Regions from separate parts of the Homo sapiens genome. Here regions 1 and 3 are each linked to region 2. A link is a loop called in an ENCODE intact Hi-C map of the cell type or tissue named here. Cell type or tissue: psoas muscle. All regions are shown on one strand. Links, peaks and the distances in the headings refer to the core of each region. The heading gives the core; the rest is flanking DNA.

The links. A loop is a pair of places that touch in the nucleus more often than their neighbours do. Peaks named below come from ENCODE experiments on the same cell type or tissue, not always from the same donor. Only the 100,000 strongest peaks of a DNase experiment are listed, where the experiment ranks them.
Region 1: it touches region 2 in a loop (4-fold over the local background); 2 of 110 quality-filtered maps call a loop at or near these places.
Region 3: a loop joins it to region 2, with 2.4 times the contacts of the local background. A loop is called at or near these places in 5 of 110 quality-filtered maps.

Annotation. Positions count from the first base shown.
Region 1 is chr3:100,110,965-100,119,205 of GRCh38, reverse strand. All of the region lies in intron 1 of CMSS1 (cms1 ribosomal small subunit homolog), which reads right to left. FILIP1L (filamin A interacting protein 1 like) reads left to right here and starts at 4,705. Exons shown (of 6, transcript NM_001387850.1): 1 at 4,705-5,153. In psoas muscle, for the core only: no CTCF peak of the experiment used is centred there; a DNase peak (open chromatin) is centred at 4,685; H3K4me3 peaks cover 3,669 bases; H3K27ac peaks cover 5,000 bases.
Region 2 is chr3:100,250,851-100,259,091 of GRCh38, reverse strand. No RefSeq gene overlaps it. Among named protein-coding and RNA genes, the nearest start is that of TBC1D23, 6.0 kb to the left of the region's middle. In psoas muscle, for the core only: a CTCF peak has its summit at 4,711 (motif pointing right); a DNase peak (open chromatin) is centred at 4,751; H3K27ac peaks cover 3,509 bases.
Region 3 is chr3:100,183,659-100,191,899 of GRCh38, reverse strand. It overlaps the pseudogene TMEM30CP. Among named protein-coding and RNA genes, the nearest start is that of TBC1D23, 73 kb to the left of the region's middle. RefSeq lists an enhancer at 5,241-5,535. In psoas muscle, for the core only: no CTCF peak of the experiment used is centred there; no DNase peak of the experiment used is centred there.

The DNA of each region.
Region 1 (8,241 bases), core at 1,798-6,797, 140 kb after region 2:
TTAGCAATATATATCTGTCAACACCTTGCAGACATGTGCAGTAATAATTGTAAAATCTAGCAAAAAGCACAGTATTAGGCTTCCCTGAATCATTTTAAAGTCATTAATTCACAGACTCACATAATGTTAGTACTAAAATAGAACTAAGACATCTTTTTCAGTGCAAAACCTTCACAGAGGAGGAAACCGAAGCTCAGAGAGTCAACAAAAAACGAAACAAAAAAAACAACAACACGACCACCAAAAGATTAGGAATGTTTTTCTTGATATTTCCCTTCTTTATTTGGTTGCTTGGTCACCTGTCAGTGGGTGGGACTAAGACATCTTTAGAGAATGTGTTCTGTTTATGGACTCACAATTCTTTCAGTTATCTGTAGGATGATATCTAAGAGTCAGCCCAATACATTCCCTCCTTTCCTCCCCATACAGATACCTATTTTTGGTAGATGCTGTGACAGAAAGGCCACAGGAAAGGGGAAGAGTTTCTGTCCTAGGGGTCAACTTTTGAAAGTTAACTGATGAACTAATATCAATTCCATGGACCCAAGGAAGCTTAAACGGAGATGGAATTTTAAGATAATTATATTGTAGGATCTACATAGGCTGAGACAATTATGTTAGTGCTTGAACAGAGGCCGCATGGATACTCTGCAACTGGAAAATGAACTATTAAAACAACAAATGGCTAGTTTCATAAAGTTAATTTCAAAAGTCTATGTCACTAATACAACTGTAAGTGAAAAGCTGTCCTGTAACTCTTTCAAAGCTGACTGATCAGGAGGTGAAAAGTCTAATGTAGGATCATTTAATATCTCAAAATCTCTTAAATAACTAATTTTCTGTATTAATAATACAATACTATAGCAATGCTATCTAATAGAGATATAATATAAGCCGTGTATGTTATGTTAAATTTTCTAGAAATAGTAAAACCAATTTTTAAAAATAATAGTAAATACACAGAACATATTACCATTTTAACCCTTTTCATGTGTGCAACTCAGTGAAATAAAGTACAACTACACTGGTATGCAACCATCACTACTCTCTATTTCCAGAATTTTCCCATCATCCCCAGATGAAATTCTACACCCATTAAACAATTCTCCCCATCATTCCTTCCCACCAGCTGTTGATAACCCTATTCTACTTTCTATTTCTATGAATTTGACAATTCTGGGTACCTTATATAAGTGGAATCATAACAGTATCTGTCCTTTTGTGCCTAATTTATTTCACTTAGCATGCCTTCATGGTTCATCCATATTGTAGTATGTATCAGAATTTCAATCGTCTTTAAGCCTGAGTAATACTCCATTGTATGTGTATATATATATATATATATATATATGTATATATATATATATATATATATATATACTGCAGTTTATCTATCCATTGATGGACATTTGGGTTGTTTCCACCTTTTGGCTATTGTGATGGTAAAAAAAAAAAGTGTATCTGTTTTACCCAATTTATCCAAAGTATTATCTTTCAACCTGTAATCAATATACACATTATTACTGAGATATTTTACATTAGTTGTTTTCTAATGTCTTTGAGATCTGCTGTGTATTTCATAATTACAGCATATCTCCATTTGAATTAGCCACACTTTATGCTCTTAATAACCATACGTGGTTAGTAGTTAATGTACTGGATAGCACAGTTCTATAGGAGAGTTTGCATTCAAGATTTTAAAAATCATGATTCCTTCTGGATGCCACCATGATGAATAATTCCACCTTATTTTTTTCTCATATAGCCCTAGTGTTTAGAGTTAGGCCTCGGAAGTCAGACTAAACTAAATGCAGATCCCGGTCTCTTACTAATTATCTCAGTGATGTTGGAAAGATTACTTAATCTTTCAAAACCTCAGTTCCGTTTTTTGTAAAGTTGGAAAAAAAGACTATTTCTCCCATAGGGTTTCTGTCTGAATTAAAATCAAATAACATAAATAAAGTGCTCAATGTACTTAATGTAGTGTTGCCAAAGTGTGACATAATAAATAGCAACTATAATAAAAATAATCCACTAGATTATAGGTTCACAAGGGCAAGGGCTACGTCTATCTTTCACAGTGTGCCTGACACATGGCAATTATTTATTTATGTGAATAAATAATTGAACTCTTCCCTCAGTCTTTATAAACTTTTGTTTCCATGACATCTTCACACCTTCACAGAGATTGCATGATGATTTCTAATACCTACCTTGCCATGAAGATACAGATACTTTATGGTATAGAAAGAACATGAAACTCTTATTCTCATCATTTCCTTCTTTTTTATTTAAAAAATTTTGACTACTTCCTTTCCTTTTCCTTGAGAAATCAGGGATGATGGGGCCAAAAAGACTAAGGGCCAAAGGGGCCCTTACCCACAGGGGCAATGAGCAAATACATAAGTATTCTGAGGATAACAGAAACCACCTTATCCTCACTGTTGGGGAAAGGAGTTACAAATATGGAAAGGGTTAAAAGCCAGATTATGTCTATGGTGTTAGATTGGAAATGCAGCTATCAGTGTGATCTCATAGTCTTTAATATAAATAGACAGAGCAACAGATATAGGCGCGCGTGTGTGTTTGTGTTTCCTAGCCTATTACCTGAAAGGGCCTGGAAGCAATGAGCTCACGCAATCCCCAGATCTTGGTTTCTAAATACCATTTTCCATAATGGATGGAGGTCTTCTTGAAGATATGGCTAATTCCAGAGTTGGGCACAGAAAGTACAAGATGCTTATGGAACATTTTCTTGTGCCAGAAGGTAAGAAAGTACTCAGAAAAACATGAGGACCACATCTGAGATCATTTGAGCATTAAAATAAATAATGATATTAGTGATTTATAACTCATTCAATAAAACAGCAATTTATGAGCTCATGTTGATATAAATAAACACAAAAATAAGTGAGGAGAAGGGAATGCTCTTCTTCACTCTAAGAAAGTTTATTTAAGAGCAATATGTTTACCTAGTCTCCAAGTATCTCCCCACAAAATATTTATTAACTGCAAAAGGAAAAACCATAATTTTACAGTAAATCTAACAGATACCACCTTAAGCAAGTGGGTTTGGTTACAAGACTAACTCCGTTTATGTGACTCCTGATATGATTAAGAAGAATACAGCATTGTTTCTGTAGTATTCCTGCCATAAAAATACACAATTTCAATCTCACAATGAGGAAACATCACACAAATCTAAACTAAGGAACATTCTACAAAACGTACTCTTCAAAAATGTGAAGGTCACATATAAAAAAGGAAGATTACAGAACTGTTCAAGATTGAAGGAACGTAGAGACAAGGCAACTAAATGCAACACATAATCGTGGACTAAAAAACCATTTTTTTTCTATAAAGGATATTATTGAGACATTTGGTGAAAAGTTGAATGGGATCTATGGATTAGAAAGTAAAGTTGATTTACTGAATTTAATTGTTATACTGTGGTTATGTAGAAGAGTATACTTACATTTTTAAGATAATCACACTAAAGTATATAAATTAATTCAGAAAAAAATATACACACACCAAAATAAACTCACGGGTGGAAAGGAGGATGAGAGAGAGAGACAGAGAGAGAGAGAGAGAGAGAGAGAGAGAGAGAGAGAGAGAGAGAGAGAGAGACAGAGAGAGAGAGAGAGAAAGAGAAAGAGAGGGAGAATACAACCAGTGGTAAAATGTTAAACATTGGAGAACCTTAGTGAAGAGCATATGGAAATTCTTTATTATTCCTGTATTTTTTCTATAAGTCTGAAATTATTTTGATGTTAAAAATTAAAAATAAAGAGCATGGGCTTTGGAGTAACTCAGATTCAATTTTGAATCCTCAGTCTTATATCTATCATCTGTGAGATCCTAGGAAGTTATTAAATTATTCTGATCTTTGGTTTTCTCATTAGATCACCAGGAGTAGGACTAATTTAAAGGGCTGCTGTGAGGATTAAATTAGATAATGCATGACTTGAGCACTGGGCAGGTGGTAGGCATGTCTGGTAAGTGATCTGATACATAATGGATGCTGAAATATATATTTGTTGAATAAATGAACAAACTCCTCCCTTCTATCCAACCCCTCAATCTGAACAAGTGATCCTACTTAAAGAAAATTAGATGCTTCAAATTTTAGCAATCCTAAGTATGAAGGTTTTCTTAACACTTGAATAATATAAAACAAAATGTCAAATAATAATAATAAACATACCACCATGCATTCCGATGTTGCTCTAGAGTTTCCTCAGCACTTTGCCCTCGTGTCTCCTGTGACACTAAATGGAACAGGCAGGCATTCAAGTTTGAGTCCAACACAGCGTTAATAATAGCGAATGTTTACAGTGCCTTGGGTTATGGGTGTCAAAGAAGGGGTCATGCCCTTGTTACTTAAATCACAAACAAGGCTTACATCAGCTCATGGCTGCAGGGTACAAAATGAGGTGCAATTTAATGTCCATCTGGGCATCTGTTCCTAAGGTGCTAGCACTGCTGTCTGTGGTTCACAATATATCTGGGGTAGCAACACAGCAAAGAATGGGACCCAGGTTGTGCTTGGGAAGTTTCTACTCTCAGCCAAGATGTGCACATGAATTTAAAATTACCTAAGAGGGTGTTTCAGAGTTGCTGGCCAAAGAGTGGTGTCTTCTAATCTGGAGAGCAGCTGCTGGGCACAGGCATGCAAACACACATACACAGACACACACACACACACACAGACGTGCTCACGGAGCCTGTGCCTGCCTCTACTTGTCTGCTCTGCGCAGATGGTTCCTGGCTTTTGGGTCACCTCATCCTGCAGCCCAGTCCAGTTAGAACCTTTCTTCCACAGAGACTGGCAAGCTGTGGGGTAAGAGTTTTGGTAAGGCTGCCTGTCTTCAGAGCATGAAGGACACTGCCCGGAGAGGGAAGAGGGCAATATTTAGTGTTTGGGCCTACTTGTTGTTGGGCTCCCCACTGCCTCTCCTTTGCAGAGCTATCACTGGCCCCTGGTTGCAAACTCTCGGTGGCTTTCAAGCCTACAAAACAAAAACTGAGAGGGTGTCCAAAAAGAGAAGAAGAAAACGTTGTTGTTGGTCCTGGATTCCACTGTTGGATTTTGGTGGGGATGAGAAGAAGGAATTACCAGGTGTGATCAACACCTGCACGGTACCTGCACGGTAAGCTAAGTGTCCCCATCCTTGCTGAGAAGAGGCTTTGGGATGTTTCTGTGTTATTCACCAGCTAGGAGCGGCCAACACCACTCTCCAAAAGTAGGATCTTGTGAATATTATGCAAGGGAACGTAGTATGATTAAGAGCTTATGACAGATGATGACTTTTAGGCTAAAATGACTAAGAGTTGCTTGCAAAATAGAGGAACTATCCTGACAGTAGGTAAGTTTTACTATAGTGATACACATGAAAGAAAACCAAAATGAAACTTTAAATTGTTATCCTGTTAAGAGTAAGATGGATAGTCAAAAATTAAAGAAAAAGTATGTTTGGATAAATGGCTTTCCTTCTTAATAGCTTGATTTTGTAAGCTGATGTGAATGATCAATATACAGTGTCAAAATCATCACAATGTGTTGAAAATGGAGAATTATACTGAATAGGTTAAATTGCAGAGGAGGAATTCTCTTTTCATGGAAAGATTAATGGAAGAAACTAACATTTTCAAATGGCAACTATATTGTATCTTTTTTCTTTTGTTTGTTTACCTTCTGTTGATGTTAAGATTTAATGAATGAGAGCCAGAGAACAGAAGCAGGTTTCTGAGATAAGGTTTTTGGCAGGTCTTGGGAGATACCTATCAAGAACTTGTTCTGTAACACCCCACAGAAGATGACTGGATATCCATGGGCACATCACATCTGGATATAAATGGGAAATGATGCTAGGCTGCTGCCAAATGATATCACAGAAAATTCTGCTCACTGTACTCCTCAATGGGAGGATTATTCAATGTTTAGGGTGGCTGCACAGTTTTGTATATAGGCGCTCCACTGAAGAGAGATATGTGTTCAGTTAAAATGGTTGTGACATATTCAGTTATTCTTTTTTCTTTCCATACCAATTAATGATTACATATCTTTCTTTATTCATTATCTGTTCACATCTCAGGAAGGAATAGAAGAGGTGCAACACATACACTGTTTAACTACACTACCATATTCCACGTGTGTATTAGATATGCATAAAGGAGAACATGGTGTAGTTAATACTAGAGAGAATGCATTGCAATTACAGCAATGTTCCTTTAGCTACAGTTAAACTTGTTTTTCCTGTGATGACATTTTCTGATTTATCAATCTGCTATCTCCCAAAGCCAAATATTCCAAGTAAACATTTCTCTACATTTATCAGTTGACACTATTATGAAACTCTCATTATGCTTAATTAAAAATCAGCATAAATACTGTAAGAGCTGTTTGTTAATAAAAACTTCTAAAGGCAGCAATAATATTCATGGGCTCTTTCCACCTGGGTAATTAAGGTCTACTACTCTGATGAGAATTTTCTCAGTAATTTCCCAAAGCAATGTGGGGTTTGGATTCTTATACTAACCAATACAAAGATACTCTGTAAAAGTTCTGCAGCAAAGAAAAGCATTCATTATTTAAAGAGTGACAATTTATTTTTAGAGTTTACCTTCTATTAAAGTTCATGTGTAATTGTCTTTTTTGCTTAAGCTTTATTTAAGCAATAAATTAGCAATAAATTTAAGTAATAAATTTAGTCAAGACTTGGTCTTAGGTAGTGGCGCTGGCACTGGAAATGAAGATATTTTATTGTGCCATTGAAATGATGGTGCCTTTAATAGAGTGCTATTGTAGGAGACTGCCATTGCAACTTGCCGAGAGTCAGGCAGGTCCAAGGATGCAAAAAACCTAAATGTAATGGGCTCTATCTTCTTTTCTTCTGATTACAGTCCATATTATTCTATGTTCTAACCTAAAGCAAAATTTTCATTACCAATGTAATACCCGCTTCACCTTTCTAATATGTTACATTAAAAAACATTTAAAGAAAAAGTGCTAGTAGCTTTTATTTTCCTTAGAGTAGAACTAGTGCCTACCAGCAATACACAGTAAGTTTGTTTAGTTATATTAGGGGAACACTTTTATAGTAATAGCTTAGTTTGTTTGCTCATTTGTTCATTCATTCATCAACTATTTTAGAATGCCTACTCTGTGCCAGGCCCCGTGCTGGTTATTGGGATTATAACAGTGAATGAGGCAAACATGGTCTCCAGATGCCCTGAGTGTAGGAATCTGCACAGAGAGTCTGATTACTAGTGATTTGAATCTGTGTATTGTGCATGTTGTTCAACATAGATATGGAGACAATTTTAGATACCATCTCAGCATCAAATAATTGAATTAGAAAACACATTTTAGTGCAAATACTTGAGCCTTCTTTGAGGGATGTTGACATTTTGGTGCAAGCTATAGATGTTAGACAAAAACTTTACATACTAATACCATCTGGTTCTTCAGAATTGGGTCAGACAGGAAGTCTAAGACAGAAGAAAATTTGTATTATAGCCTCTTAGAAGTCTAGGGTTCAAATCTGACAGTAGTTCAAGATTTTCTGTTTAATCTGATGGTCAATCACTGGAGCCTACACTGAAAGAGCAGCCCTACTGTGCTTCTCATCTTGGTTGAGGAGACTTTTCATAATGGCATTAACAATGTCATTTATACCTACAAGGTGTTTTATATTGTGTATAAAACTCGCATATCAATTACGCACTTGACCCTATGTAGTAGGAAAGGCAGGTATTACCATTCCCTGTTCAGCAGATAGATAAACTAAGTTTTAGATATTTAAGGGACTAGCCCAGCTAATGTTTTCTCTAACGCACAGCCTCATGGAGTAATCTCTTAAATAAAGTTCTAGAAAAATTCTGCATTTTCAACATGAGTACTCATAGCCCTGACCTATTGTTTGAAAGTGGTATTAGCAAACAGGAAAACATGCAGGTAGAGGAAAGTTTCACTCCTCCCCCTACCATCCTCTTTCTGCCTCCATTGCCCTTCTAGGTCCTTACCCTAGAGTTCTTCCTTCTGGCCCTTGAAAATTCAGTTTAGTTGCTAAAAGAGATATAAGCTACTGCCTTTTTCTTCTTCTTTTTGGGTGGAATGATGAAGTAGAATATGGCGAACTGGGCTGTAAAGCTCTGAATTGACTCCTATTATTGTAATGAAATAAAAAATTATTCTGAGTAATAAGATTTTAAAAAGTTTGTGACTGTTTAGGACAG
Region 2 (8,241 bases), core at 1,779-6,778:
AGTGATGTATAACCCATTGGGGACAAGATTTCAACCAAAATTGTTTAGCGATAGTGTCTTCTAGCGGATTTTTTTTTTTTTTTTTTTTTTTTGAGACAGAATCTCACTCTCACCCAGGCTGGAGTACAGTGGCATGATCTCAGTTCACTGCAACCTCTGCTTCCTAAGTTCAAGTGATTCTCCCGTCTCAGCCTCCCAAGTAGCCAGGACCACAGGCGTGTGCCACCACGGCCGGCTGATTTTTGTATTTTTAGTAGAGACGGGGTTTTGCCATGTTGGCCAAACCATTTTTCTTTATTATTATTTTATTTTTATTTTTCTGAGACAGGGCCTCACTCCCTCAAGTAGAATTTGTTAAATTCTAATAATGGACCTCTGCTTAAAACAAAACAAAAATGCTTTTCAAGAACTAGAGAAGATTTCATTATGAAATCTTGGAGTGCGTCCCCTGCTTGCATTTGTGCATCTAATTGTAGTTCCCACATCCAAATGGGAAGGTGTATTATTTCATATTATCCTTGGATAAAATCAAAGCGTATTTCTTATAACAAGAAAATTAAAATGTCTTAGTTTTAAATTAAATTATAGAGAACATAAAAAGATTTTTCATTTATTATTTGGTGTTCTGAGCCATATAATTATGTAATTTATACTGTATTACATGTACTTAATTTGTACCATGCCTATGACACATAGTAGAATCTCCATAAATATTTGTAAAATGAACTAGGGAATTTTTTGTAGTACTTTTGTAATGGATTAAGCTATTCACCTATATAGAAATGGCTGGTTGGGTTCAGGGACAGGTAAGGATTATGAACTCATCTGCATAGTCATAGTTGTTATGTGAGTAGAATTTAATTCAGTTTTCATTGTAATATTATTTTAGCATTTGTTAAAAAGAGATGGAGAAATAACATAGCTCTTGATCATTTATTCCATATTCGTGCAGCCTTTTCTTGACTTTCGTGCATTCTTAGATAAAGACAAAGACCTAGTAAGATGTTTTAATCTACTGCTGCACAACAAATTACCCCAAAACTCAATGTCTTAAAGCAATAAACACTTAACTCATAATTTCTGTGCATCAGGAATCTAGAAGCAGCTTAGCTAGATGTTCTGGCTTAGGGTCTCTTGAGGTCAGAGGCAAGATGTTGGCCAGGGTTGCAGTCATGCAGTCATCTAAAGGCTTCAGTGGGGCTGGAGGATCCAGTTCCGTGGTGGCTCACTCACATGCCTGATGAGTTGGTGTTGACTGTTAGCAGGAGGCCTCAGATACTCCCCAAATGAGCCTCTCCATGGGCTGCTTGAACATCCTCTTGACATAGTGGCTGGCTTCCCGCAGAGTAAGAGTTCAACAGAGACCAAGATTGAAGCTACAACATTTTTTTTATTACCTACCCTCAGAAGTCGTAAATTCTGCAATATCTTATTGGTAAGCCTTATTCAATGTGGGAAGGAACCACAACAAAGACTTGAATACCCAAAGACAAGAATCACTGGGGGCCATCTCAGAGGCTGGCTGCCACATGAAGTAATATTAAATCCTACACATTCTTCATTGTTCAGTGAAACTTTCCCCTGAGATTCCTGCTCATATCATCTCAGCCCTTCTTACATTCTGTCGCCTCTGACCTAGTTTAGGACCATCAACAGGCACTCTCATCTGGGCACTACAGCATCTTATATTCTTTAACTCTGAGAATGACAACTATTTTTAAGTTCCCCTGTAGCCTCCAGTGCACCAAATGCAGGGCAGAACATATAGATAGTGCTTAAGAGTTCTTGTTAAATAACAAAATATTGATTTTTGTTTCTGCAGCTATTGTGTGAGAGTTTCAGAATTCTAAACTTTCCCAAGAATTTCCCTTTTTATCTTACAAGGACAAATGGTTTCACACTTATCAAAATTACTTCAGTTGTTTGTCGTTTTAAAATCCCATCAGGACCTGCATTCCCAGGCTCTTTAAACTACTGAAGCTTAACATTTGATTGAATGATGAACAAAACCCAGTTAATTCCCATTCACAGATGACAAGTGAACAGTTGGCAGCAATTTCAACATCTGCTTTTAATTCATTTTAAAATGTTGAGCAAACTGATAAAAAAAAAAAAAGCTGGAAACTCTGTTTCTGCATTATCCTTCTAGTAGTCATCTTCTCTAATTGAAGTTGACTCTAAATAGGTTTTATAGATGGACCCAAAATAAACATTTGGATAGGGATTGACCCATTCTTAGGTTTGAGATGTTTGTGCTTTAATGTGGGAGTCTGTTTAACCCTTTGCTCATTCCAATTTTGTTCCCAAATGTTCCAGGCAAAAGGCTTTTATTGGGGTTGAGTAATTCCTGGTTGGAAATAGGGATAGTAAACAATATGTTAGCTGGAACTAGCCTTAGTTTTTAAAACTGAACTTCCTGCTGTTTCATGAACTAACGGCTCTAAGGACACGCACACACATACAGACACAATCTGAAAATAGTATCCTTCAGACAATGGCAGTGCTATTCTTGATGTATAATTTATCTCCATTTGCCTTATACACTTGTATTCACCCTTCCTTTTTGGTATATATATGTGTTGCCAAATAAAATAGTTAGCAAGGAATCATCTAAGGTAATTGGATGGAATTATATGATATACGCTTTTGACAATTTGTGTTAAAAATATAGGTATATATTACAATTTATCTGGATATGTTATTTACAAGCTGATTTCTCTAATACCCAAGCTAAATTGTACAGCTTGTCATTGTCATTTTCACATCTCAAATTTACATAAGGAAAATACAAAAGTAAACAAAAAGAATTCTTAGGATATCATGAACATAAAAGTGACTACAGATACAAAAGCATCCAAAAGTTTGGATAAATAATTTATTCTCTATAATTTTGCTCACACTTTTTTTCTGGACAATAATAAATTCTCTGTTGTTAATTCTCACTTATAATCTGGTAACTCCTGTATCTCCATTTCCAACCCATTATTACTATAACAATAATGTTGCCATAAAAAACATTATTATTTTAAAAAGTATTAATATTTTCAAAGCATTTATTATTTTAAAAAGTATTAATATTTTCAAAGCATTCTGTGATAATCTGTCAGCAGAGAGAAAGCCCATTTGTCTTCAGCCTATTTGGTATGTACATGGTATGGTGGTACATGGTATGTATGTATATGAAAGCAAATGGACAAGGCCCTCCTGGACATTCCAGTCCCTTTCCACACCATGTTCTTCTTTCCCTTATACTGGTCTCCTCTGTGTTCTTTGAATAAGCCATACTCTTTCCCAACATGTGGCCTTTGCTGTCTCTTCTGTCTTGAAAGATCACCCAGCCCTGCACACCTTTGGGCCCCAACATATGTACACATAGCATCTAGTTACCTCCTACTCTTACTTCAGTGCTCAGCTCAGTTGTCTCTTCCTCAGAGAATGACAGCAAAGCCTTTTGGAATATAGCCGGTCCCTTTATCATATGTGTCTGTAGATACATAATATGTGAGTTGAATGGAGGAATCAAGAAGTTAAAAATGGGAAAGGAGAAGGAAAGCAGAGAGTAATGTAGACTTGAATAGTGTTCAGGTTTTAAAACATTTCTTCTTGATCTACATGGACATGTCTACCGGCTTCTCCTACTTTTAAGTTTACTTGTGGTTCTTTGTAAATGTTTCTTATGTGAGGCTATAAAGAATCCTAAAATCATGAATAGATTGTGAACTCCTTCATTCTCATCATACCACCTCACATTGGACAAGTTTCAGCAATCATTTATTGAGCACTTGAGTACAGACCAAGTTCTGTTCCAGGATTTAGAGGGAATGGTCTTATCTACCTCCCACCTTTCCTACATTTATCTCTTCTTTCTCTTTCTTAGCACAAGCTCAGCCCAGCACTATGTTTTTCAATCCTCTTAGCATTGGAATAATCCAAGGAACTTAAAAACATACACACATAAAACGATGTGGGAACGTCACCCCCGGGAATTCTGATTCTGCTGGTCTAGGGTCAGACACAAGCACAGGTGAGTTTTAAAAGTTTCTTAGGCAGTGCTAATGTGCAGGCAGCATTGAGGACCACTGGCCTAGACTAATCTTGAAATAGAAACTCGAACTGGAGAACTGCAGAACATCTGACTTCTGGAAATCAAAACTTGAGTGGTTCCAATGATACTTTTATTACAACTGATCTCTAAGATGGTGTCAGACCTGCAGAAGGTGCTAAAAAGGCTATAACTGATGCATTGCCCCTGAATTAAGGTTGATGACTTTGGACCTTGGTTGTAGGAAATAATGTGATTACTTGTACACCTGTTTCAGGGGCAGTCACTCACGGTGGAGGAAAGCAGACTAAATGCCTATGGGCACTTTTACCAACTTTTAGGTTCTGTTCTCTGACACTCATGTGTCTCAAAGACTTGAAACAAATACTATTTTATGAGTTTAATGCCTGGGTAACCTGAGGCCCTGAAAGGTTTAGGCTTTATTTTCTGGCACAGTGCAGTAGGCAGGACTCCCGACTCCCAAACTCCAGAGATTATCTCCAGTTGAGGGAACCATGAAGCAAGACGCCTGATTCCTAGCCTTAGCTCAGCCACTAGCCAGGTAGATGTGTGGCCCTGTTTAAGTTATCTCTGATATCGGGGCCTCAGTTTCCTCAGATGAGGTAAATTGAGCTAGATGGTCTATCCGGGCCCCCTTCAGCTTTAACAAGTGTCACTAGGTGGCACTCATGTAACTCCAGTGGGGAGCCATTGGAGCAAGTTGGCTGCCAAGCTCCTTATGTCCCTTAAACGACCCTGGGATCTGTCAGGGGCAGCTTAGAAAATAATGCAATTTTAGGAAGACTGTTTAGGAGTCTTTTTACCAAGAATAGCTTTTGAATCTGCGGACACCTGTTGTATTTTACCAGCTGCTTTCAAGTATTATGTACTTCTGGTTTTATATTCCTATCCTTTTACCATCTCAAATTTTAAAATATTGTATAGAAAACTATTTCTGTGGCTTAGCTACATTTGTAACATTGTCCAGACATACTGGTTTGTGTGACATAAACACATGAGGTATTCTTTTAGCAAGTACTGAAGTCTGCCAGCCATATGCCACTGCATCAGTAACTTTTAAGAGGAGAAAGATTCACTATCCCAATACTGGACTTCAAGCAAATGGGATTCTGCCCTGGGATGTGTCCCCACTGGATAGAGTCAGTCAGATATGGTTCTTGTTTAAAGACTTGCTCCCCAAACCTGGTTTGTCCTGGTGTCTGACATTGCTAGGGAGGTTTATTCTCACTCAGATTCATTTCAGAAATTCAGTTCTGCTCAATGTGGCTTCCGAATTCAACTCACAGGTAGGGGAATTGGGAGCCTCCATGATCCAATACTCAAGGATGGCCCTGTCTTCCGTTGTCAAAAGTCATCCAATTCACATGTCAGGTGCTTTTCCTTCAAGCAAGGGCCACAGGAGTTGCTCCTAAGGATTTATTAACAAAAATAAACATGGAAGAACTAAATTTGGGGCCTAATCCTGTAAGATCCAAGAAGAGATTTAAGAAGTTTCATATTGCCAATTCATTTTGGGAGTAAGAGGTGGACTTTTAATAAAGACTGCCTTCATTACCTGTCAATATAGGAGCCTTCGAGTTGCATACATTTCCTGGGTTGAATTATAATTACGACTTTCAGACCTAGGGGCATGGTGTGGTGTTAAGGTTAGGATAAGGGAATGAATATACATACATATATGTATACACAGGTAAAAGAATAGAAAGATCCAAAGCCAAAATACAGCAGGGACATTTTAAGTGATGTTCATTGTCTTCTTTATTCTTTCCATATTTTTCAGGTTTTATTTAAAGACTATGAATTTGGCCGGGCGCAGTGGCTCATGCCTGTAATCCCAGCACTTTGGGAGGCTGAGGCGGGTGGATCACCTGAGGTCAGGAGTTCGAGACCAGCCTGGCCAACATGGTGAAACCCCGTCTCCACTAAAAATACAAAAATGAGCCAGGTGTGGTGGCATGCGCCTGTAATCCCGGCTACTTGGGAGGCTGAGGCAGGAGAATCACTTGAACCCAGGAGGCGGAGGTTGCAGTGAGCCAAGATTGTGCCATTGCACTCCAGCCTGAGTGACAAGAGCAAAACTGTGTCTTAAAAAAAAAAAAGACTAGGAATTTGTTTTGTGAATTATTATTTCAAAAGAAAAAAGAAGAAGGAAAGAAAAGGAAAATAAGTGATCAGCAGGTTTCAACAAAGAAACAGTTATTTGTAAATTACCTTGTTTATGGTAAAATAGCCATTGTGATTTCAAAAAGGAATTGTAGTTTTTCCCTTGGATTTGGAAAGTACTTAACTCTGGTCTGATCCACCAGTGGCAAAGGAACACCTGAAAGATTCTTATTAACTTTATTAAAATTGTCCTAAACATACACAAAAGGATACACAAACATACACAAACCATATACTCTCTTAAAATGAGAGCAAGATACAAATAATTTTTTTTTTTTTTTTGAGACGGAGTCTTGTTCTGTCGCCCAGGCTGGAGTGATCTCAGCTCACTGCAACCTCTGCCTCCTGGGTTCAAGCAATTCTCCTCCTTCAACCTCCTGAGTAGCTGGAGGTTACAAGCACCCACCATTATGCTCGGCTAATTTTTTGTGTTTTTGTAGAGACGGGGTTTCACCATGTTGACCAGGCTGGTCTTGAAATCCTGACCTCAGGTGATCTGCCTGCCTTGGCCTCCCAAAATACTTGGATTACAGGCATAAGCCACCATGCCCGGCCAATACAAATAATTTTTATCATTTATAATCCTTCTCTTGATTGCTTTTCTCTACTACAGTGTTTTTACTTTTCAATCTCATGTCAGTTCTACAAAGCTTGGCAGATACCCAACTGTGGCTTCTTTTAGCACTTGTTGCTGTCACTCATTATTCCTTTTAATATCCCCCAGGTAAATAACTCTCTGGGCTCAGAAAAGATTTGGAGGAAGGTTCTAATGCAGCTTTGACACAAACTAGGTGTGTAAGCACAGTGAGGTTACTGAAGTGTTCTGGATTTCTGATTTTCCATTGGTAAAGTGAAGCATGGGTGCTCTTACTATCTGTATCACCTGGATTATTATAAGGATAAAATGAGATAATCGATATGGTTTGGCTCTGTGTCCTCACACAAATCTCATGTGCAATTTTAATCCCCACGTGTCAGGGGAGGGACCTGGTGGGAAGTGACAGGATCATGGGGGTGGATTTCCCCCATGCTGTTCTCATGACAGTAAGTGAGTTCTCATGAGATCTGATGGTTTAAAAGCGTAGCACTTCCCCCTTTGCTCTCTTTCTCTCTCCTGCTGCCATGTAAGATGTGCCTTGCTTCCCTTTCACCTTCCACCATGATTGTAAGTTTCCTGAGGCTTCCCCAGCCATGTGGAACTGTGAGTCCAACCTCTCTCCTTTATAAATTACTCAGTCTCAGTGTGAAAATGGACTAATACAGAAAACTGGTACCAGCAGAATAGGGGCACTGCTATAAAGATACCTAAAAATGTGGAAGTGACTTTGAAACTGGGTAATGGGCAGAGGTTGCAACAGTTTAGAGGGTTAGGAAGATAGGAAGATGATGGAAAGTTTGGAACTTCCTAGAGACTTGTTGAATGGTTTTGACCAAAATGCTGATGGTGATATCAACAATGAAGTCCAGGCTGAGGTGGTCACCCATGGAGATGAGGAACTTATTGGGAGCCAGAGCAAAAGTCACTCTTGCTATGCTTTAGCAAAGAAACTGGCAGCATTTTGCCCCTTCCTTAGAGTTCTGTGGAACTTTGAACTTGAGAGAGATGATTTAGGGTATCTGAAGGAAGAAACTTCAAAGCAGCAAAGCATTCGAGAGGTGACCTGGCTTTTTTTTTTTTTTTTTTTGAGACCGAGTCTCGCCCTTTTGCCCAGGCTGGAGTGCAATGGTGCGATCTCAGCAACCTCTGCCTCCCGGGTTCAAGTGATTCTCCTGCATCAGCCTTCTGAGTAGCCGGGATTACAGACACACACTACCACGCCAGGCTAATTTTTTGTATCTTTTGTAGAGACAGGGTTTCACCATGTTGGTCAGGCTGGTCTTGAACTCCTGACCTCGTGATCTTCCTGCCTGGGCCTTCCAAAGTACTGGGATTACAGGTGTGAGCCACCATGCCCGGCCCAACCTGTCTTTTTATAAAAATGTACACTCATATGCGTTCACAAAAAAGATGACCT
Region 3 (8,241 bases), core at 1,671-6,670, 67 kb after region 2:
TACTTAATCAGAGTTATATGTTCACATATATGACAAAATAAACAGACAAAGAACGCTCAGCACACTAGGGACTGGGGTGTTTCAATAGTCTCTTTCAGTGATTCTTTGTGCAAGATTTAGCTGAACAAGGCCTCCAAGATCATCTTGATGATCCCTGGAGGCACAATTCACTTTATGGTATTTCTTCTCTTTAAATTCAGTGGCACTTTGTGCAGGATTTCTTCGCTTATTTTAAGACAGAGCCTTGCGTGGATTCATTGCTGTGGTTCCCCATGTGTCATGCATGGTAGCTGCTGAGCTGAAGGCCCTGTGATTGCTCTAAGTAGTTTAGTTGGGTTTTTATGAGAAGGCTCTGCCTGAAGGGAATGGTTAGCAGCTGGTAACACTTCATTTGCTGTTTTAGTTTTGAAGGACACTGATCGATGGGAATTGAAGCACTTTTTGTTTTTGTTTTTGTTTTTTTCCCAAAAACTTTAGCATTCTGAGCCCTCAAGACGAAAGGAGAGAGGAAAGAAGAAAGGAAGGAAGGAGGGCAGCAAGAGAGGGTGAAGAGAGTGAGGGAGGAAGAGCCAAGACTACAATGCATTCTTAAAGTTTCAGCAAGGCTGACAGGAAGTCCCCAAGGACATCCATCAGAAGAGTCCCCACTCCCAGGAAAGGACCTACCTCGATGTCCCTACTGTGCTCAGCCACTGGCTGAGGTGGCTGTGAAATCATGATATTGGTGCAAACACATGGTGATTTCAGAGCACAGCAGCCGGGGATATCCCTCAATTACACTCCCTGCAGTAGATCTGAGAGGAGCCTTTTCATGGCCTCCACAGTCTTACTTGTTAGTCAAGACTTAATCAAACAAAAAATTTGATTTCCTTCAACTCCTCAAGTGTACTTTAAGGTCCTGTTCTGTTTCTGGACTCTACACTTTTCCCCCCTGCAGCATTCTCCACACTGAACCGGTCCCCCATCCTTCCCCTTCATAAATGACTCTACATGGGCTAAATCTAGGTACAGGGAGGCCTTCTCTTGAGCCGCCCACTGAGCATTCTATCTCAAGGCCCTGCTCCCACCTCAAATTCAGCTGGTTCTAAACCAGACTCATCATCTCCTGAAAAATATTCCTCACTTCTCTCCTTCCCTCCTTCCTTCCTTCTCTCCTCCCCTCTGCTTTCTAAGGGTCAGAGCTCTCCCAACCTCCTCCTGCTCCTTCCCCATTTCCCCTCAGAGGCTTCACCCAGTAAATCTCTCCGATGTCTCACCCTGTCTGGGCATCTGCTTCTCAGAGGACTTGACTAACATGAGACTTAAATCAGCCCATGAGTGGGGACTTCTCTCAATATTTCTTTGGCATTTCTCACAGTGCTGGACAGCCAGACTCTCTCCTTGGGAATTACATAATTGCACATGTGGAATGACTTGGGGAGACCCAAGGAAGGTTTCCCCAAGTGTGTGACCCCTGACACCAACCTACTATGTGACCTTAGCCAACTTACTTCACCTCTTAGCCCATTAATTTTCTCACCATAAAATGAGTGGTTAAATTCAATGTAAATTCACACAAAGTCCCTGTGCTGATATTTAGAGTAAAACCTGTTTGGTAGATAAGATTTATGTTACAAAGTTGGATAGGTAAAGAATCTTGCAACTTAGAAACAAAGGAGGAGAATAATACTCAAAAAGGAGGGAGGGGATATGAACTCAACAATCTTTCGGATTCACCACCACCATCCTGCTTTATGTTTCATATTTTCAGTTTTGGAAAGCATTTCATGGAAATTGTGAACTTACTGCTAAGTGTTACATAGGAATAGATCAGTGTAAAGTCAACCGAGTTTCTTGAATTTCACCTACCATCATTTTTCCTGAAAGGTAAAAGGGAATAGAGCAGGTGCATTCCTTGTCAAAATTAGAGGCATTTTCTCGCAGTTTTGCACAATTTGCACATATTCTTGTGTAATTAATCTGTCAGGCAAGGAAAAAAATGATTAATTAAAAGGTTACATGGGTACATACCTTAAAATTCAAATCTGGAGTCCACCCAAGTCTCCGCCTGTCTGGGTCAGGGGCATGGAGTCTAGGACACGAATGGGGCAGCCCACTGTGCAGGGCCAGTATTTCTGGGGATGTTCAGGAGGCGTGGGCCTTCCCACAGTCTTTCATCTGGGGACTTGGCAGCATTTTGCCACTGGCCCAGAGTTTGGTGTTTCTGTTGCCTATTTATATAACCTGTTGTGATGAAGCTTTACCCTCGATCATAAAGAGGTGTCAGTTGCTAGGAAGGTATTAGTCAATGACTCATGAGAACTAGGCTTACAGCCTGAGTCTAATCAACTTTATGGGGAAGTCACTTCACTGTTTTTCCATTCTATTGTATGGAAGATATTTATACTAGTGAATTATTCTACATGGCATCCAGAGGAAGTTATTAAAAATGAACAAACAGAAAAAGAAGTGTTTCCAAAATGTAAGATTATTGACGTATGTTGAATTATTCTGGTTCTAAAATGCTGCTGCATTCTGTTTTTTAAAAGTAAAATTCTGTGAAAAATGGTTTAATGGACTCCTTAAAAAAAGGAAAAAAAAAGGTAGTATGTCCCAAATTGGTGGCTCCTGTGAGCTCTGGCTGAGGCACTGCATTCTGTGAAGATGCAGCTAGAAGAGTAAGGAGGAGAGGCTCAGGCGGGTGGGCACAGGGCTGCACTGCTGCCTTATCTGCAAGAATGTTCATCTCAGGGGCCCTGGGGCTGTCCTGGATGCTGCAGTGGGCTGCTTCTGGCTTGCCCTCACTGTGTTGAGGAGTGATTAGACGATTATGGGAGTGCGGAGAAGCAGGGAAGCAATGGAGTGGCTTTCCCCTGGGTAAGGTGCTAGTAGAAGTTAGGATTCTTTTGGAGAGAAGACTAGCAAGGAAGACAGAAGGAATTTGCATCCTTGTAAAGCTACTAAGGGTTTTGAAGCCCAAAGGTGAAGTGTGAACACTAAATTGAAGACTAGTGAAAATGCTACACTTCATTGTACTTAGATGCTTATATGTAGCTAAATCATTCTTTAAATACACAGCAAGGCTTGAACTATTATTTTGAAAATATTTATGCCATTTCTGTTTGTAGACTACATTTCAATTTATAAAAAGCATTAAAGAACAGGGCTGTATCCCAATGGAGAGACAGCATACTGAATGGTGACTGAGGAAACTGGGGTTCTAGTTCAGCCAATCTCTGACCTTGAGTTAAGTGCTTAACCTCTAGAGTCCACATTTCGCCCATCAGCATCATTTCATGCAGCAATTAATTGATCTGTGAGGTCATTGTAGTATACATGCTACTTCATGAATTCCTCTTGTGAGTTCTATCAATGTAGTATTCAAGAAAATATTTCATGATCAAATAATTTTTGAGTAGTTGATATCTATGGTGCTTTCTTGCCTAAAAAATATCCCTTATCTATTGTCTATGCAATGATGGTATCCTCAGTTTGCTACTTGAGTGGACTTGTACATGAATAGCTATGAGATGGAGCAAAGATCACAGTCTGCTCGTCATAGAATTTTGGAGAGGCAGAAATTATTCTTGTTTAAAGTGAACTGCAGAGAGAGCACATCCTTGTGTCCCAGGGCTGAGTGAGAAGAGGAAAGGCTAACTCAGAAGTCTTTTCTATGATGTTTGTGCCTGATCACATTGGCCTGGAGTGTGCACTCTATATTATCACCCAGTGATACACTGGTTAATGAAACACTGGTTTTCGAGTATAAAAATGAAGTGTCAGAAGCAATCCTGTCTGAAGCAACTAAAGAAACAATGTTAGTTGGAAAATGCCCATAGATTTCATGAGATAAAAGCATTCTGTTTGTGGAGGGGCCATGGCCAATAGTTGGTAATGGAATGAGGTCACCTTCTCATGCATGGGCACCTCTTAGTGAAGGCTGCACTCCACAGTGGGGGGGTGGGGGGCAGGTTTGCAAGGGAGGGAGTAAGAATGACATGGAAGGAAGAACCAGAACGAAAGGGATTGGTGAGGAAGAAAGTAGAAAAGTAAATTGCATGAACTCCGTGGAAATGGACATCAACGTTGTGAGCCCATTCCTTTGCTATCCCCTTCAGCAAGGCAAGATTCATCTCCTCCTGCCATTTTGCCTGTGCCACATGGTGGAGCCTGGTGGGAGTTTACATATAACACTGGAGGTCTTGCTGTCATTTAATTCCTAGGGAGATAAGCGGTGGGAGCTGGAAGTGGGGAGGAAAAAATGTTAAGTAGAGAGGCAACAGAGCAGTGTGCTTTGGGAGGAAGAGTAGAGCCTGAAAAGACATTTTCCTCTTTGGGTTCCGCACTATCTGACCTAGTCCATTCTTTCAATAAGTGTGTGCCTATCACATACTGGGCAATGTGCAAGGAAGAGGGTGGTGAGGCAGCTGGCTAAGCTCTCTGTTCTTACCACGTAGTATTTTACCTATTCTGTTCTCAGCTCATTGAGGGCACAAATCCACTCTTCCTCATCTTACTCATCTGCATAGTCAACAGAACCTGTAGGCACCTTCAGACACTCATAAATTTTATTTTATTTTGAGATGGAGTCTCGCTGTGTCACCCAGGCTGGAGTGCAGTGGCACAATCTTTGTTCACTGCAACCTCTGCCTCCCAGGTTCAAGTGATTCTCCTGCCTCAGCCTCCTGAGTAGCTGGAATTACAGGCATGTGCCACCATGCCCGGCTAATTTTTGTATTTTTAGTAGAGACAGGGTTTCACCACAGCTGGTCTTGAACTCCTGATCTCAGGTGATCCGCCTGCCTTAGCCTCCCAAAGTGCTGGAATTACAGGCATGAGCCACCGCACCCAGGCGACACTCATAAATTTTAAACCAATGTTGGTAGACTTGGCCTTAATCTTAATTTTGCCAGCAGCCATGTCGGGAGAGGGAATAGATCAGCTTTCCATGGTTACTTCTTGCAGAGTGGAGCTCATGCGGTCTGGGATGTCCAGAAATCTGCCTGGAGTTGATATGGATGAAACATATACTTAATAATTAGACTGAATATGGGCATGGCCAATCAAGCCTTAGACTAGCTCTTGTCTTCCCTCTCTAGACCAGCTTCAGGGATTCTCATCCTCCAACAGCTTATTAAGTTGGCAAAAGGCTTGTGCCTGAGAGGTCTGCCCTTAGCACCAGCTTTTCTCACTCTGAGTAGAACTTAGCTTTGCTAAATATCCTTAAGATGCCAGAAAGACTTGGGCTCTTGTCTTTCCTGGATCTCAGAGGGAGTTCATTTGCAAAGGGAAAGACACAATGCTTGAATGTGGGGCAATATTGAAGATCTGTATCTTGGACACTTTACTCTTTTTATCAATATGACTCATGGGTCTCTGGCAGTCATGTGGCCTTGACTCTCCTTCTTCCCCTATTGGTCACTTGCTCTCTTCCCTGCCAGCATAAAAAAAAAAAAAAAAGAAAGCTTCAGCCAGGCATGGTGGCTCACGCCTGTAATCCCAGCACTTTGGGAGGCCAAGGCGGGCAGATCATGAGGCCAGGAGTTCAAGACCAGCCTGGCAAACATGATGAAACCTCATCTCTATTAAAAATACAAAAAAATTAGCCGGGTATAGTGGCAGTCGTCTGTAATCCCAGCTACTAGGGAGGCTGAGGCAGTAGAATTGCTTGAACCCAGGAGGCGGTGGTTGCAGTGAGCCAAGGTCGCACCACTGCACTGCAGCCTGGGTGACAGAGCAAGACTCCATCTCGGAAAAAAAAAAAAAAAAAAAAAAAAAAGCTTCTAACTTTGTCAATCCCTTGTACACAAATATGTCTGAGCTCACTGGCATGAGAGTAACTGCCCTCAAGAGGGAGCAGAGATGAACAAAGCCACTCTACACAGGCTCTGTCACCATCTGTGCTTGCCAGCAGAAACAGGGATGTTCCCGTCTTATCCATACCCTCTTGAGGGCCTGTGTTCTCAAACTAACCATTCTCACGTATGGTGCCAAAGCTGAACATTCTCAGAAACTGCATTCAAATTGTAAGATGGGACAAACCTCTATTTCCTGAGTGCTCCTTGCAGACAATATAAGGATGATGCCCATACAAAGGCAGAATATTCCTGTTGCGAAAAAGACAAAGAGGACTCTCCTGGCCGTGAAATATAGCCGGTGGATGGGTAACTCCTGCTGCTTCAGGGCAGAGTTGTCTAGTAATCTGGACAGGCAGTGCTGTGCTCTCTCCTCCATTTCGGTCCTGCAGGTGACTCGGATACTTTTGGGACATTTAGAACATTTTTACTCATAGTAATACCACATAATGGTAATGTGAAATGAATTATGTGAACCCTTCCTTTGAAGTTGCAAAGTCTTTCTGCTTCCCGGATTATTCCTTAACCAGAGCTGGTATTTAGCAGGAGCTCAGCTGTCTCCAACCAGCCATTACTGAGTATAACTGACTTAGGATCAAAAAGGTTCTTGTGTTAAATGTCATGCCTAGGATGGATAGTCCCCAGCAAGGTCTGCAGAAACCAACATCTGGTGACACTAGGAAGCAATCACGATGGGCTATTTCTGGGATTTGGTGAGTAATTCAAGGCAAGCCCTTCCTGAGAGGGGGAAATGGATTTATCTTTAGGAACTTGCCTAAATCCTTGGAGATTAATAAAAAAAAATAAAAGGGCTGTCAGCTTTTCTCCAAATGTGGCTGTTGCTTAACATGAATATAAACTAAATTGGAAAAATACTCTCAGATCATAGCTAACTTTGCTATTTGTGATAATGAGGAAGAGAGCAGCAAACAGGAAATTGTAGAACACAGATGTCTCATCTCAGCAGCTTCCAATTTCTTTTTCATCCACAAAAAAGGCTCTAGTAGAAAATGTGGATTAAAAACATCTCCTCCTAAGCTGTCTTAAGTGCATGCTTTGGGGTACCCCAAATGAGACAAGAGAAAGGAAGAGGAAGATAATCAATGAGATGTTCAATATTGAAGTACAGTATTAGGTCTGGTTTTGGGTTTTTTCCCTTGTTAGAAATCCACTAACATTAGTTTCCTTAGGCCATTAATAATTAATAATTACTTCTTTTAAAACTGGCATTTAGGATTTAGAATTAGAATTTTTAAAATTAGGGAGCATGTGAATTTCTAATCTTCCCTTTTAATTTACATTAGTCAGAGAAGCCATCCTGGACTATTTTTGTATCAAAGAAAGTAATGACTTTGGCAAATGTACCTAGTTTGAAAGAATACAAAATTGATGCAAATGCTTACACTAGGAAGTTTCCAATTCGGAGTTAAAGCTTTCCATTTACAAACTGTATAAAAAGCAAAATACCAACGGGAAATTTTCAGCATGACATTTGAATCTAATTTGGAGGTGGCAACTAGTACGGTTGTTGGTATCAAACAGCCTTGTGTGAGGAGATGGCAGTGAACACTTCTAGTTAACATTTACCATTTGTTTTACTAAATAAAACATGGTCAAGAGCTTGGGTTTAAAAGGCAGTAAAAGGCTATGAGATTAGATTATAAGAACAGGGTTGACCTACACAACATTGGGGTATGTTTGTGATTCAAATACTTATTCCAACATTGGATTGGATGGCATTATATTACATAGATAATGCCTAGCAAGAGGGTAATTACAGCAAAAAACCAATGAGAATAGTATTTCTTAGACTGTTTATAAAACAACAAAACCAACTAACTCAAATCCCAGACTAAAAGGAGCTTCACAGATAGTGTATTACTCAGGGTTCACCAGAGAAACAGAACCAACAGGAGATTATATGACCATATATATATATATTATAAGGAATTGGCTCACATGATTATGGGGCTGAAAAGCCCAAAATCTGCAAAGCTGATGTCCCAATTCAAGTCTGAAGGCCAACAGGCTGCCACAGAATCAGGAAGAGCCAATGTTTCAGTTAGGAGGCAGTCAGGCAGAATTCTCTTGGGGGGTTGGGGAGAGTCAGTCTTTTGTTCTATTGAGGCCTTCAACTGACAGGACAAGGCCCTCTCACATTATGAAGGGCAATCCTCTTTGCTCAGGTCTACCCATTTAAATGTTAATCTCATGCAAATATACCATCACAGAACACCCAGAATAATGTTTAACCAACTATCTGGGTATCCTACGGCCTAGCCAAGTTGCCACATTAAAATTAGCCATCACAGGTAGTAAGTACAAATATTTCTGGGACAATATTCTTGAGAGACAGCTAGATATACATTCTCCAGGTACTTTTATATTCATCTATTCCTCTCTTCTA